Linked DNA regions of Homo sapiens: region 1 is linked to region 2. The links are chromatin loops, found by intact Hi-C in ENCODE. Cell type or tissue: K562. All regions are shown on one strand.

What was found. Hi-C counts contacts between places; a loop is a spot of excess contacts. Peaks named below come from ENCODE experiments on the same cell type or tissue, not always from the same donor. Only the 100,000 strongest peaks of a DNase experiment are listed, where the experiment ranks them.
Region 1: it touches region 2 in a loop (2.1-fold over the local background); 2 of 110 quality-filtered maps call a loop at or near these places.

The regions. Positions count from the first base shown.
Region 1 is chr1:75,199,651-75,207,650 of GRCh38, forward strand. SLC44A5 (solute carrier family 44 member 5) reads right to left here. Exons shown (of 24, transcript NM_001130058.2): 24 at 2,479-4,183. The coding sequence ends at 4,077. Among named protein-coding and RNA genes, the nearest start is that of LHX8, 69 kb to the left of the region's middle. In K562, a CTCF peak has its summit at 4,232 (motif pointing left); a DNase peak (open chromatin) is centred at 4,201.
Region 2 is chr1:75,128,601-75,136,600 of GRCh38, forward strand. It overlaps LHX8 (LIM homeobox 8), which reads left to right and starts at 5,788. Exons shown (of 9, transcript NM_001256114.2): 1 at 5,788-6,354. It overlaps LHX8-AS1 (LHX8 antisense RNA 1), which reads right to left and starts at 3,976. Exons shown (of 2, transcript NR_187397.1): 1 at 3,754-3,976; 2 at 1-3,353. RefSeq lists a silencer at 1,630-1,830 and enhancers at 2,736-3,935, 6,093-6,605. In K562, no CTCF peak of the experiment used is centred here; no DNase peak of the experiment used is centred here; H3K27me3 peaks cover 6,833 bases.

The DNA.
Region 1 (8,000 bases), 71 kb after region 2:
TAGTGACTTCAAATAGTAAAACTGAATTGCTTGCTTTTAAATTTGTCACATAACAGCCCCCATTCCCCCAGTGCAGAAACCATGACAAAAGATGTCGCCAGATTCTACACATTTTGGCTGCCTTTCATTCCAAGCAATTGCGAAGTTGTAAATGGGGGAAAGGGCAGTTCAGTTTGACCTGATACATTTAATAGGGTCCATGATGGTAACATCATTCTGTTGTCTAAGCTTTGAATAAATGATACTCTATGTCCATGAAGGAATGCACTTTTTTTTTTTTGACAGAGTCTCGCTCTGTCACCCAGGCTGGAGTGTAGTGGCATGATCTCAGCTCACTGCAACCTCCACCTCCCGGGTTCAAGCAATTCTCCTGCTTCAGCCTCCCAAGAAGTTGGGACTACAGGCTCGTGCCAACACGCCTGGCTAATTTTTTGTATTTTTAGTAGAGACGGGGTTCACCATGTTAGTTAGGATGGTCTCGATCTCCTGACCTCATGATCTTCCCACCTCGGTCTCCCAAAGTGTTGGAATTACAGGCGTGAGCCACCGTGCCCAGCCTCACATTTGTTTTAATGGGGGTTGTCTTTGTTTTCTTGATGATGATTGATTCACTAATAACCGGAAGTAACTCAGCTAGGTCCTGAGAGAAATGTCTTTAATGCCCATTTTAGCCCTAATATGGGAAGTAACTTCGAAGAAGTAATGTTTTATCTGCGCTCTCTGTCTCTCTCTCTCTATATATATATTTGTTTTTTTACTTACTTTATTTATTAGACCTAGATAATGAGAATTAGATTATGACACAAAGTTGTTAATATCAATGGAATGTGGATCTGCTATATTGATTTTTTCATTAATGATTTGTTGAATTGTATTCTTATAATCATATATCTATATTTTATTATAAAATAATCATTTACACACATCTAAGGTTAACATTTGCAAGAAACTGGAAAAAACGTTAAGATGTCATTTCATACACTATGGTCTGCAATAATGATTTTAGTTCAAATTTGTCCCCATATCTTTTGCCAACAAAAACTGATTTATAAAGCATGTTCCCCAATCCAGAACCAGATAATAAGGGAGATAATTACTATGCCTGGTTATAGTTTAAGAACAATTTCCTGAGGCACCACTTGTAAAAGTGAAAGAACATACATTGGAATGAGTGCTAGTCAGCTGTATACTAAAAGAAAAGTGAGAAATTGTTACACAGAGCCTGTTTTCCAATAGCAGTTTAAATAAGAACTACATTGTCCCTGACAATCCCATAGAACCTTTCATAGTGTGATTTTACTATACAGACACACTAACTCTTTTTAAGCTCTTTAGGGACATAGAAAAAACAAATTAATCATTGCACAATGGTATATCATTTATTTACCAACATAAGTGCTTCATCATTGAAAAGTAGGAGTTATTAAGACGTAAAGCAGAATTTGACTTTCTTGTGGAAACTACATTATATTTTATTTCAAATAAAAAAGAATCATTAGCTATATTAATACCATGTCTTATTGTTTTATTATCTTATTGTGTTCTTATTTTAAAAGAACACTGAAAACTGCAAGATCATTGTTTAATGTTTTCATTGAAAGAAACCCATTAAATTCTAGGGCTGGGCGCAGTGGCTCACGCCTGTAATCCCAGCACTTTGGGAGGCCAAGTCGGGCGGATCACCTGAGGTCAGGAGTTCAAGACCAGCCTTGCTAATATGGTAAAACCTCATCTCTACTAAATACAAAAATTAGCTCAGCATGGTGGTGGGTGCCTGTAGTCCCAGATACATGAGAGGCTGAGGCAGGAGAATTGCTTGAACCCGGGAGGCGGAGGTTGCAGTGAGAGGAGATGGTGCCACTGCAATCCAGTCTGGGAGACAGAGCAAGACTCTATCTCAAAAAAGAAAAAAAAAAGAAAGAAAGAAAATAAACCCATTAAATTTTAAAGAATAATTAATTTTGAAGATTTAATATATAATTCAACCTAAGAAAAGACATCAATATATTTGTTTTAAAATTTAGCTTAAGATAAATCAGTGATAGGTATGTTTAATCTTGCTTTAGGAAACTGTTAATTGGTGTTCATATTCTTTAGGGCCTCTAAATTTACACCCGCCTTGAAAATAATAACGTTTTTCTCCTATAAATTTTGACAAAATGAAATGAAGGACTGAGCAAACCTTTGGCAAATAAAAACAAAGAAAAACTGACTAATTTAGGCTGTTTGATTTTTTTTTTAAAGTATCTCATCCATTTAGCTTTGACTTATTTCCTTTGTATAAATTATCGGTTTCACTTATTTGATTTGTCAATGCACAGCTGGAGAAAAGTGGAAAATTTTAAAAATATAAATCTAGTTTAAAATAAAAAACCCACCTAGATATTTGGTATAGAGAAGATACTGTCATAGTATAGTGGGTTTTGAAAACAAAAGCTTTTCTCTTTTTCTAGATTAAAGAAACCAAAAGACAGGCAGTTATTTCTTATTTAAATCTTTATTAAAAGAAAAAAGATTTAAAACAAGTAACAACAAATTTCATTAAATATTAAACATTTTAATTATCAAAGATATTTAGACAATACGTTTCTAACATTTCTGCACAGCAGAAGCACACTGATTATAGAGCTCAGACTGTCATGTGCTCATGTGAGTTTATTTTTGGCATAAAAGTATCTAAAGTCACATTTAAACAAATGTGATAATATTTTATAAACTGATAGTAACTTACTGATGATTGATTCTCAAAGCTTTCACAAATTATCATTATATGATTGACATTCTCTTAGGGTGAATACTTTTCTGGACTCTTTCTGTAACAAACACTGAGTAACCAACTGAATTAATTTCCTTAAAAGTTAGTAGTACTGGTAAAATTATTTAAAACTGAATTGGAAATTATGTTCCTGTTTATAGTAGTACAATACAATTAACATACTGTAAGTAAACTGATTTTTTCATACCAAAAGTTAGAAAATGAAGTGGCATATATAGAACAGGCTTTGATGAAAATAAATGATCATTTAAAAGGGAGCTATTCAGTACATGACATCTGTGAGCACCCTTTCGAGGAGTAAAGTTTCCCTTTGCAATTCCTAGAAGTTTCTCTTTCTGATCTTTGTAAAACACTGAGAAATGCAGTATTATACCTATTGTATTTTCAAAGATCTACTATAGAAAACATTTCATTTTAAAACTTCTCTTTTAGTAAAAAAAAAAACAAAGAAATCCAACAAGTGTTCTTTCGGGGTTTGTTTCTTCTTGCGTGTAGTACACATTCATGAATGTCCACTAGGCGCAAGGGAAATTGTTTAGCTGCACAATGTATTCCATAATAGTGAGGATATCAAACAGAGCAAAATGACAAATGTTTTCCAATCAGTGAGCTAAGAGTGAAACAAATGCAATAAGACTTGTTTTAATCACGAAACATTGCAGGTTTTAATTTTTTAAAAAACAATGTTTGTAAACTTGCCCATAAAAGCTGGGTAATATTAAATAGCCAGTAAGGCACTTTGTCAGAGGGCTAAGTAGTAAAGGCTGGATGATTGGCAATTTGTTTAAGAGGAAACATTCTATACTTAAAGAGAGCAAACTCTCAACTGGGGCAGTCCTTTCACTGATTTACTGTCCAACGAGAGTGGGAAAAACTTTAAAATTTTTAATTTCACTTTGCTGACCAATTTTCCCTGCAGAAGAAGTCTTCTTTTAGTTGTAATTTTAAAAATATATTAGGAGCTATCAATTTAAGTAATGTATCATTTTTCAATCTAAGATTTAAAAGAATATTAACATATTCAGTAGTATTTTCAAAACATCCAAGCCACTCTTTAAAAACGAATTACAAAACAAATGATCTTAGTATAAAAATGTTTTATGTTATTAACAATTCCCTTGCGACTTCTGATGGCTTCACATAGTACAGTATAAGCTTTGGTATAAAACATGCAAATGCAAGCCAACAAGGTCGTGAATACAGTGTTGCTAAACACAAAGCACTTATGAAACAAATGTTGCACAGACACAGCAGATGGAGAAAAGGTAACACACAGCTGTAGGACGACCAGTTTGCTCTTCTACTGCTTCCTAGTTTGTGGATTTTCCTCCTGGAAAATCTTCAGCAAAGGTTGACTCACATAATAAGGTCTTGCAGTAGAACCATCATTTCTTTCTAAATCTTCCACTAGGAGGAAGAATGGTACAGAGTAAATATCAAAGCAGAACTGTAAGAGAAGTAACACCGCCATCTGCTGTATACTCGCTTTACAGCAGTTCAAAATCCTTTTGTTGTTTTTTTTTTGTTGTTGTTTTTTAAACAGCATAGTTTGGCATCAACATTATTGTAAACATAGTTATGCGAAAACAATAAGCCCTTGTGATTATGTCAGCAAGATATTATTTCATTCTGTGTAACAGGTCAGATTCTGCCAATATTGCGTGTCTCTCAGTTGCATGATTGAGAAAATAACTTTCACCTTCTTTTTTTCAATTTACTTTCTAAATTACTATATTTGCTTAAAATTGATTCTGTTTTGCCATCAATAATTTAAATAGTATAGCCTTGAAAAATAAAAATTGTGAAATTTCAGATTTCAAACACATCAACTGCAAATTTTGAGGAACATTGCCCTGGTTTTTCACAGTTTTTAGTTTAATTGCTTTGTAAGAAAATGGCTTCTAAATATCTTCTCAAAAACAATGCTCATTTTTATTCTACATATTTCAATTACACAAATAAGTAGTAAATGGAGAATATTTTTCTGACTAGATGTTAGCTCATAATATAAATTGGCAACTTGTTTATGTGTTGATTTTTATTTTATTCAAGTGATTTTTTCAACTTTTTTTTTTTAAACAGGGTTTTGCTCTGTCACCCAGGCTGGAGTGCAGTGGTGTGATCATGGCTCACTGCAGCCTCGATCTCTTGGGCTCAAGTGACCCTCACATTTCAGCCTCCCAAGTAGCTGAGACTACAGGTGTGCACCACCACACTTGGCTAACTTTTATATTTTTTATAAAGATAGATGGGGTTTCACCATGTTGCCTAGACTGGTCTGGAACTCCTAGGCTCCAGTGATCTGTCCATCTTGGACTCCCAAAGTGCTGGGATTACAGGCGTGAGACACCACACATGGCCAATTTTTCAACTTTTATGTGTATCAGAATCAACTAGAGAACTTTATAATAATTCACATCGTGGCTCACATCAAATCACAGTATATCAGAATCTCTTGGGCAGAGCACAAACATCTATAGTTATAACAAATTCTCAGGTAGAGGTCACTATTCTACTAGTCCTTTGTTGTGGCCTTTGTCTTGTTGAATAATAAAAGACTAATCTAGAAAGATAAGTTGTCATTATCTGCATTATGCTTCAAGGAGAATAAGAATGCAGAAGGCTCTTTGCCAAAATGTGAAGCCAACTGACACTTTTGAATACAATAATCTCAAGAATGTAAGCCAAGAACAAGCTGGTAGTCATTATATATTAAAAATCTTCCCTATTCATTGGCTTATTGCTATTAATTAATCTGCCACAGAGTCAGTTTAAATCTAGGTGTCTACACTTGAAGATAATTAATACGTATTTAGATCAATCTATAACACAACAATACATTTCTGACTCTTTTCTTGGATATATGAGTGATATTCAGATCAACATGTTCCTTTCTGTCAATATATAAATAATCCTTATATACAAGTTTAAGGTAAAAGCCAAGAAAATACAAATTGATTCAATGCTCCTTTTGGGGTGCATTTTTACATGGTTAACCACATCATACACATTTGCACACAGGGGATGGCTAGGCAAGATGTGTGTCTGATTCATGCTTTGTTCTGCCATTCAAAACTTACACATGACTATCAGAAACCTCAGGCGGCCAGCGGTGGCAGGTGGCAACAACTTTCCTCCTAAGCCCTGCAGAGAGAGAGTTCCTAACCCACAGTATGCCCCTCATAAAGGTATTAGATGATGGAGCGCCAACAGTATATTTCCTTAGGGTAAAATCTGAAGTGTCTTTCTTTTCTCTTTCCTCACTGAAAGGTGAGACAAAATCAAACCTTCTGTAGAACAAAGCCACACAATCTCTTTAATCTAGAAATACAGGTATACTCATGAAAAGATATAATCACTCTTCTGAAACAAATTCATATTGATTTTCTATATAGTGGGAATAAGAAATTTGGGTTAAAGACAAAAGGCATGAGTTATGTAACAATTTCAGTTTTGTTCAGAATATTTTCACCATGGACAGAGGTTCATGTTGTTGGAAATGACACTCCAGAACTCAGATTCGACTTCAATATAAACATGATTTCACTAAAACAGAATGGGCTCTGAAGGTTCCATAGTATTTTTTACCCAGTAATGCTCTCCGTAGAACCTATATAACATTAACATCTATGTTTGTTATGGACATGACTCACTGAAATATACTTCCTAGGGAACCATTAATACAAGTTTAATCACAGTTTAGAGAGTTGTCCACCAGCTTGAACAGTATAAATATAACCATAGCACCATATTTACAAATTTAGTACCATATGCTGGTTAACTATAAATCAATATTTTATGGCTAATTAATTACACATTTATAGTGTTTTCAAAAATTGCCTGAATATCCTTTACAAATATACACTTATAAAAAGAAAGGCTATTAAAGTGCTGCAATGGAAACAGCACGCTGAGTTATAAAAGTTATTAAAACACTCTCGGCTACAGATTTTAAAAAACGTTTGACATTAACATTTTGATCTTTAGCTGGGACCACTGTCTATAAAGTAGACAGCAGCTAATGTCATCAAATACCTGACACCTCAGGTAGTACCAGGTGCTGACTTCTTAGAATTAAGCACAGAAATTTCACATTACTCAAAAGCAACATTTCCAAATTACAATCAACCTAATTTACACAACTTCTACTTAAAAATGAGTGACACTGTTTGGAGCTTTTCTACTCTTTCTGCTTCTGGGGAACTAGTTGCTTCTTGATCAGAATTCCATGCAGGTTAGGGGTTACGAAGTAGGGTTTTTCTGTAGATCCATCATTTCTTTCCAGATCTTCACCTGTATATGCAGCAGCCAAAGCAGGCAAAAGCAGAAGCAGCAGAACAATTATACACATTTTTATAAATTGGAGGGTCGAACAGGGAAAAATCAGAAAAATCAGTGTTAGAAAGTCAAATATAAGACAAATTAGTGCAGTTTACTTGCTGATTCTGGGCAAGGTAAGAAACCTCAACCTCTGCCAGGAAACACTGAAACTTCCTAAATCCCTCCCACTCCCAGAGAGATGTATTTTGATACTTTAAAGGCTAAGAAGATATTCTATGTCCCTTCAAAAAAGTGTCATATTTAAATTCTGTAACTGTTCATTTCAGAAAGATATAAATTGCCAAATCCTCCGGGATGGAGCTGAATAGGAAGTATATTAATTCTGTGATAAATGTAGAATAATAATGGAATTTCAGACTTTCAAGTCACTTCTAATGGTAGTCCATACTCCGATGTTACAGACGAACACCCTGAGGCCCAGGGATATAAAACAACTCGCTGAAGTCAAAAGCTCTGAGGTAAATAGGATGAGATAGGGACCCAGCTTCTTGACACCTAGTTTTGCTCTTGTTCTACTTAACTATAAGGCACCCTGTCCTAAATTCTTGCGGTCTTCCTCAGATTGTATTTGAAAGCTAATGTCAATGTATTCTGACTCTCATAATACATTAATTTACCTTTCAGCTTTGCTTAGGCTAATATTAAATTGATGGCATGTTCACTGACCACCCACCTGCTGGCTAGTTGGGAGGAAGCACCAGAATTATGCTGACAAACAAGGATACATTTGCATGAAATTAAGCCTCCCGCAGATATATACAATTCACAGCAGATAGTAGCTATAGTCTTGGGAATGGTTGGGTCATTGGTTTAGTAGATTTCTACTAGCGCTCACAGTGACCTTCCTCACATACAAAATGAAAAGCAAAAGAGGGAACATGAT
Region 2 (8,000 bases):
CTGGCTTGGTAAAATAGGGCTTTGGATAAATTAAAGTAGGGTTGTGTGCCATAACGTCAGTGGGGGCATTTGACAAATAATAATCAACAGCTATGATTACTGCCATTTTCACAATATTCAGAAGGTTGTGCAAACTGACAGAAGGGTGCCAAGCATTTTTAAATGTTATAGATTAACTCTCAAATAAACCAGCGACAAAGGAGATGAAAAAGGTGTTCATTGTGCATCCTTGGGCCTAGTTGCCACGACAGAGGTGGCTACAGGCAGCTGCACTCATCTCTGGAGCCTCTGCAGCCCAGGGAGGTGCGTCTAACCTCATGACCCTCTGAACCCCTAGAAGTGGTCAACTCGCTGAAGAACATTGACCTACCCTTCACTGGGGAAATTGGGCCTTTGGTGGCTCCTCTACATCCAGACCTCTCTAGAGAGGTGAAGGAGGATGTGGTAGGAGAAACATTATGTTCACTAAGAACCTCCTGTGTGGATGAGCACTTAATTCAACATTGTGATTTTTTATGACAATTTCCAAGTGATGCCATCTTCATTTTACAAATGAGAAAGCTCAAGTGTTAAAAATTTAAATTGCTCAAAATTCCATTACATATTTTACTAACTTCAAACCTGTGCTCTTACTATAATAACACGTTGCCTACCTCTTAAACCCTGAACTCCCATGAAGGAAGGAAGGCAAGCAGGGAAGGAGGAAGGGAGAGGAGGAGGATAGGAAGGAAAGGAAGAAAACCTTGCCACAGTTACAAGAACCAGTCTCCTGTAGCAGAAATGGCATATAGAAGTTATTTAAGTTTTTAAAATTCATGGCTCAAGATTCTTGGGCCAACTTTTTTTTTGTAAAAGCATAGCTTTACGAGTTACACCGGAGGTGGAAGTGTTGCTGGGGAGAACCTTAGACACCAAAGTTGTGGGCGGTCGGCGCAGGCTTGTGTGGGGCTCATTCACCCTGGCTAACAACTTGAGCTGAGGGTTCCCTTATCAAAATGTCATCCAAGCCTGTGAATAGGAGGCTCACACAGCCCCACTTCTGCCTCTCACCTATCCCCAGAAACCGAGAAAACCATCTGGTTTTTGCACTTAGATAAAGTTTAACTTTCCTGCCACACTGGCCGAGTTGGGCTTTCAGACATCCCTGGGGAAGTGGGAAAACGGGGATGTGGAAGGGGAGGAGAAGCCTGAAGGGCCTCGGTTCCATCCTCTTTCTTGATCAGCGAACTCCAGGCTATATCTGCCCGGTTTGCCTAGGACTTGTAGGGAAACGCGGTAAAGGGAGGCGGGTAGAGAGTTGGATTCTCTCTCTCTCTCTCTGGCCACCTTGGATTTCGGCTTTTACAGAATTATGCAGGCAGAGTTCTGTAGAAAGAGGTTAGAATCAGGTTTCCATTGGTCCTGATTTGTTTATCATTCTAAACAGTAAAATGCATATAAAACCGGCACCTCCAAACCACAGGCGTGCTTAAGGCGCTATTGTCGGCTTGGAAATGTCACAATGAATAAATGGTGTGATGGACTTTAGCGTTTCGCGCCATAGCTTTTAGCCGGGAAGCTTTCCAGGCTGCCCTGCTTAATTTCGGCGTGGTTCCTAATTTTCTCTCTCCCATCCTCTCTCTTAGACTGGAAACGCTTCCCCTATTTCTTCCGTAGCGGACCGGGAGAGCTTACTGGCGCTCTGCGAACCGGCTGGAAAGAAACACCGAGTCACTCGTACAGACTCTTGGTCGCAGAACTTGGCTTTCCGCTATTGGTCCTCCAGAACCGCTTGAAACAACTGGCCCCAGCTGGCGCATCAGACCGCAGTGAGGAATGCCGCGGGGCGGGTGGCGAAGGCAGGGTCTGCCCGCCAGTGGATTCCCGGGTGTCCCGCGTGGAGCAGGCTTGCCCAGCTGGGAAGCCCATCAAACCTCAGTCTTGGCCCACAGTGGGAGAGAGACCAGTGGGTCCCAGACGGAGGCCCTCGCCCGCTTTTGGCGACCTCCACTGGCGTGAATAAAAGCACCCCTCTCTTACCCTCAGAAACTGTGGGTAGCAAGGTATAAAACGGAGTCTGGGACCGGTAAGTCCCAAGGTGAGCCCGTATACAGCTCTGCCATCTCTGAGGGGTTATGCAGATTCTGAGCAGGGTAAGTTTGTGGAAAGAACCTCTAGAAGCAATCTCCTAAAGTCTTTTTCCAGACTAATATTTATAATGGTTACACGTGATGGGCAAAAATCCAAAGACACGGTCTCCTAACCCTGAACCAAGTGTGACATCCACAGTTTCAGAGTGGTTTTAGCTGAGATTTCACCTTCAGGGATCGAAGGAGTCGCCAACCAGAATTCTGCCAGAATCCGCACCTTCTTATGATCGCGAAAGTCTCCCCATCCTCCACCGCCTCCTACAGTCCTATGGCCCACTGTACCCTTGGCGCTGGAGCCCTGGAGGTGGGCGGTGAGGGCCGCGGGCCAGGGAAAGCTCGGGTCCGCAAGAGCAGGGCTCTGTTTCTGCGCCTGCAGGCCGCCCGGGAGTCCTGGATGCGCCTCCTTTGACCACGTTTTCTCTCAGGCTCCAGCTGTGCCTCGCCCCGATCTCCACAGGTCTGACCCAGGCGAGTCCCTAGAAGGCGGGCGGGAGGAGCCGTAGCAGGGGCAGTTTCGGGAATCCGAGTTTCCGGAGATTGCCTGAGCACCGCAGAACCTCCAGGTTAAGTTCTCTCAAACGTGTGGTTACTCACCCCGAGGAGCTCAGAGGCAAAGGGTTCAATAGTCAAGTTGGTGGGGACTTTCCCTACTTAAAGTTATAATTTGCTAATTCGGATCTATTGCTTTTAAATATCGAGTTCCAGAGACCTCTGTCAATGCAGGCTTAATTTCATCCCACTGATGAAGGATGTTTATAAACGGCGCCTGCAGTGCGAGCTGAGTGTGAAAATATCAGTTTTATGCCTTTTGATAAGAATTACCGAGGCGGAAGGCTCATTAGACGATTACAAATTTCGCAGCTGCTCGCAGCCCAATTAGGCAGCTCTTCGGGTGAGTGGAAGCTGTGGGGGTCAGGGCGGGTTGATGTTCCCTCTCTCCAGCCCGGACCTCCAATCAAGGCCTGGCTCCACGGGATCTAGACCCCTTCCCTGCCCCCATCTGTTTTTAGGGAGATACACTCAAGGCTTCCCTTAAGCAGGAGAGGCACAGCCTGGGACAGGACGCACTCCGAAGTCTCTCAGGCTGTCTTTCCCATGGGCTTGCAAAAAGCCCTGTGGTCCACGGATGTTGGTAGACACCTTGGGTGGGCCTGCCGCCTCTGATTTTCAAATTTTCAATTTAGTAGGTAGGAACTGTCACGACGCAGGCGATTGCTTTTCCACCTGTGGACACATAAGATGATGTTTTTTTGATCAGAGTCTTCGTTCAAAATTGGAATCAATTGGCGTTTGGGCTAAAAACCCTCATTACTAAGACCAAACAAACAAACAAAAACTCTTTTGATTTTTAGCGCACCCCTGTAAAGTAGGAAGATAACTTTTCCGTTGCCCCAGCCGAGGATGAGCGTGGGTAAGAGGCGTGACGCGAGCTCCAGGGAACCGGGCCACCAGGAAGAAGCTATACCTTCGTACGCCCACCCCTGACAAAAGGTCAGAAGGTCGTTGGACCCCAGACCGACAGGACGATCAGCCCTGGGATTCATAGCAAACACATTCCCCTCTTCTTGCACACTCGACCCCCAGCCAAAGGCTTATACCGCCCAGGACATAGAAATTGACTCACCGCCCAGAGGCTTACAGCTCAAGGAGGGGTGCGCGCAGCTGCACCCCGGGACAGGTCAGCATCCCACAAGGCGCCTGGAGTAAAGCGAGGCCAGACCAATCTTTCACGTCTTCTGCTCCTGTCTGACGACCATTCTTCTTCCCCAAGCCCAGAAACCTCTAAAAATGAATCATTTTCTCCACTTATGCAGAGATAGACGCTCTTAGATCAAGGTTAGTATTTTGAAAACCTGACTGAGAGCCGCCTGATTAGGCGAGGGTGGGTGGAAAGACCGCATAAATGCCCGCACCCCCGCCCTGCTTCCCTAACACAGCTCCAGCTCTCTCTGGATCTCCAAATGACCCGCGCGATAAATTCTCCTCGATAGTAGCCAGACAGTACCCCAGATTCACTTTAAACCCTAACACACACACACACACACACACACACACACACTGTAATTAAATATCCAAACCGGACCTTTATGTTTAATTCCACTTTCAACGAAATCCTGCTCTATACACGACCTGATGGCGCCAATGTTCTGCACGACTCTGACTTTCCATTCGGAAGAGCGGTCTCCACAACGATGCTATTTCATGGAAAATGCATTATGTGAATTTCTCCACCACCCCCAATACCGATTTCTGCATTTGATGAAAAACACAAGTCTTTCTGGTTCCCACGCACAAGTTAGCTTTTTGAAAAGTCAGTCCACCCCAATCTTTCAATTTTCTAAGAGGGCACAGATTAATTATATCGTCCTCCTCCCTTCGCTCAGTAAATTTAAACGAGATCTCCCAGAGAGGACCGGCAGGGGGATGGCTAATATTAACTTGTGCGCAGCTGCGCGAAAAGAAAAACAATGGCGATAGGAAAATGCTCTGAAGACTCTAGTGTTTATGGGAGAAAAATGCAATGGAGGAAAAACTAAATTTGTAGTGGTAACTCGGTCCCAGACTCTTACACAGGCTCACTTCATCACAGGAAAGGCTATCTATCTCCTCCGCTAGCCGGCTGCTGACCGAGCTGGGGTCTGGGCAAGATCATTTCGCTCTTTTTCTTCTATACAAATAAGGCAAGGAGATAAGATATGTGTGTGTGCGTGTGTGTGTTTTACATATATATTTCCATCTAATTAAAGCAAAATCCTATGATTCTGTTAAAGGCCTTTAAGAAATAGACTCCTAGATCTTCTTAGTTTCAGAAGTTTAGCTTTTTAAATGGAAACAAAAATCATTTAAAAATAATCTTTTAACCAAATTTGTCTTTATACACTAAATAATGAAATAAAGTTTATACCACAAAGAGTCTGTTTAAACAAACACACCTTCCAATCTTAATCAAAATTAAGGTACCCTGAATACCTCCCTCCGCCGCTTCCCCGCCCCGCAGTCAGAACTTGAGGCAGAAGACAAGGCTGCTCGGGCTTACATTTTGTCTAGGAGATGAAAGAGCAATACTCATTAGCAACATACTTTTGTCTTTCTTGTAGCCTTGATTTCAAATCTAGTCGCAAATCATAAGCTTTTGTGTTGCTCAGATGTTCCTTCTTTATCTTAATGAGAAAACTTTTCGGAAAGGGAGCGCGAACTGCTAGATAAGTCAGCTCCCAGGCTGCCAGGAGCGGTGGCATTCCTCGGCTACACCGGACAGCTGCGAGTTTCAAGAGAATGACTAAAACTTTCAAGTCACCCAGACCTCCACTTCCCCTTCTGCTTGCTGCAGAAAGAGATGTAACCTGAATCTTTGTTTAGGTTTGGGTTGGGGAGCGAGAATTTAAAAGTTATGGCAAATGCAGACAGCAGATTTTTTAAAGTCAAGTTAACAGGACATCCCCCAATTTTTTTTTCTTTAGTACTAAACCTGAAGTCAGTTGGCGTGTTCTGATAAAGATTTTAACATGTAGAGAAGGCGGGTTTTCCTGAAAGAGGCGAAGCAATTTCTCCAGGAAAGACTTTCCCCCACACGCCCCCTTCCTTTATATTAGGTTCCACCCTCTGGAAAACAAAACTTTTTTTTTTTTCTTTTCCTGGAGGGACTCAGGAAAAGCTCAGTGCTCACTTCACTCAGAGCTCAGTGAAGCTGGGAAAGGAATTTTAAGAACGGTTCATCAGAAAGTGGTCAGGCCACAGCGGCCTCTTTGGACGAAGACACACTTGTAGCATTATCCTTCTCGGCATCAGCTTTTATTAGTGGATCGGGGCGGGGGAGGGGGGAGATCGGCAGACACGGACAGCCTCTGACCCTCTGGAGTTGGTATGTGATAAGCAGCCCTAGCAGTGCCATGTATTGGAAGAACGATCAGATGTTTGTGTGTAAACTAGTAGCAAAGGACGTGCCGGAGCTGGCAGTTCCCCCTGAGAAGGTGAGCGAGCCGACGCCTGGCCAGACCAGCTGAATCGCAGTGTCCTTGAAACTCGAGTTGTTTGGGCTCCTAAACAAGGTTCAGAAACTACCTGTAACGGCCTCATCTTCAGACCTGGCAATTTTTTTTTTTTATTACGTAGTAGCGTTAGTCAGTAATCATTGCACTCCCTCCCCAAAAGCTCACTTAACCTGAGACATGGAGACTGTAATTTGGGAGATGAAGCCTCGAGCCTAAGGCGCTCTCAGGTCCATGTGAGTCGTGCTTTTGTTCTATTTGCTGTGGTGATCGTGGCGGTCCGGGAGAGTGGGTCGGGAGGACTGGGCGGCTGTCGGGTGGAACCGGAGACCTGGCTCGTTTCGTTCGGCTGCCCGCGGACACTTGCCTGCCCTGAGGCACACCTCCCTCTGCGGGGCTCCAGAAAGGCCTCCGGGATCCCTGGGCTTGCCGGGAGAGCCATTTTACCTAAAATGCCAAAAGAAAACCGCAGGGCACAAAACGAGTCACGCGGTTTGTCTGAGTAGACTGGGGAAGCTGACAAGCTCTCACCTCACTCGGGAGGCAGGACCTGTGGGTATTTGGTGTTTTAAGTTTGAAATCATCTGCAGCCTGTCTGAGGGCCTCAGCAGGACGCGCGCGGGGCGCCCCTGACTATTTCTTTGCTCCGAAGCCGGTTGGGGACACCAGGCGAAAGCGGAGCTGTTCTGTTTAAACGCCCTTTGTGTGTGAGGACGCGGCCTCAGTGCAGCTACGCTGGGTCCCGCGTAGGGAGCGCACCCCAGAAAGGGAGGGTCTCGGCCGACGGTCCGGGAGGCCCCCAGGTTGGTATCTTGCCTGGTGCTTCCAGAGGGAGGGAGAAGGGGAGGCGAACAGTCAGAAATGCAGAAGTGCGAGCCGCTCGAGTTCGGGGTACCCACCCGCCCCCGAGCTAGAGTTTTTGGAAACGAAAGCGGTCTAAGCCCAGGGACGCTGCGTTTTCGTTTAAGAACAAAACTCCAGCAAATACTTGGAAACACTTGAGTAACGCGCGTTGTTTCTTTAAAACATTTTGTCAGAGGTTGGGTGAGTTCTTTTAATGGCACAAATTAAATTCAGCTGGATATTTTCCATTATTCTACCCGCTTTTTGCGCTGGTTAAAAATAATCCTTTAGTAGCTCAAATGTTGACTTACTGAGCAATAAGTGGCAATTTACACCTTAAAGAAACGAGTGTAAATCACTCGCCACTCTAATTGCTGTAAGTTTACGAAAGAGCTGCTGGCTCGGTTTAATCTGAAGCATTTTCATTCAAATTGTCATCGGAACAAACACCAGGCTTCTTAAATCCCGCTGTAATTAGCTTTCAAGTATCCTATTAAACCTCTTCACCTTTCGGGCTATCCTATTCAAAAAGCCCCCTTTTTAAAATATATATGTGTCTTGCTCTTTTAATTGAGGTTATTAAAGAAATCTAGTTTCTTCTCCCACCCCCTCCTCAATCCTCTTTTCTTCTCTCGCACTCCACCTCCCACTGCCCCGCACCCCCTTTAGCCCGGTGTTCCCCGCTCCGCTATGATTGACGTCTGGAAAGAAAGAGCTTTGTGAGGGGATGATTGTTATTAACTTGTTATCCCCGGCGGGGGGGCGGGGAACCGACGTGCCCGGGTGAGCGCCGGAGACCCGGAGCCCGGGGAGCGCGGGACGAGCTACCAGCGCTCGGGTGGCGGCCGCCAGCGGCCAGCGAAGGAGGCTGCGCGCCAGCCCGCCCGCGGCGCCCGGGCTCAGGCGCCGTGACGGCTGCACGCGCTGCCCCGCACTCTGAGGGCCTTCATTAGCTCGCTCCCCGCGCCGAGGCTGGGGCGGGCAGCACGCTCGGAACTTCTGATCTGTTTCTCCATACTTTCTCCCCCTCCTACTCCGC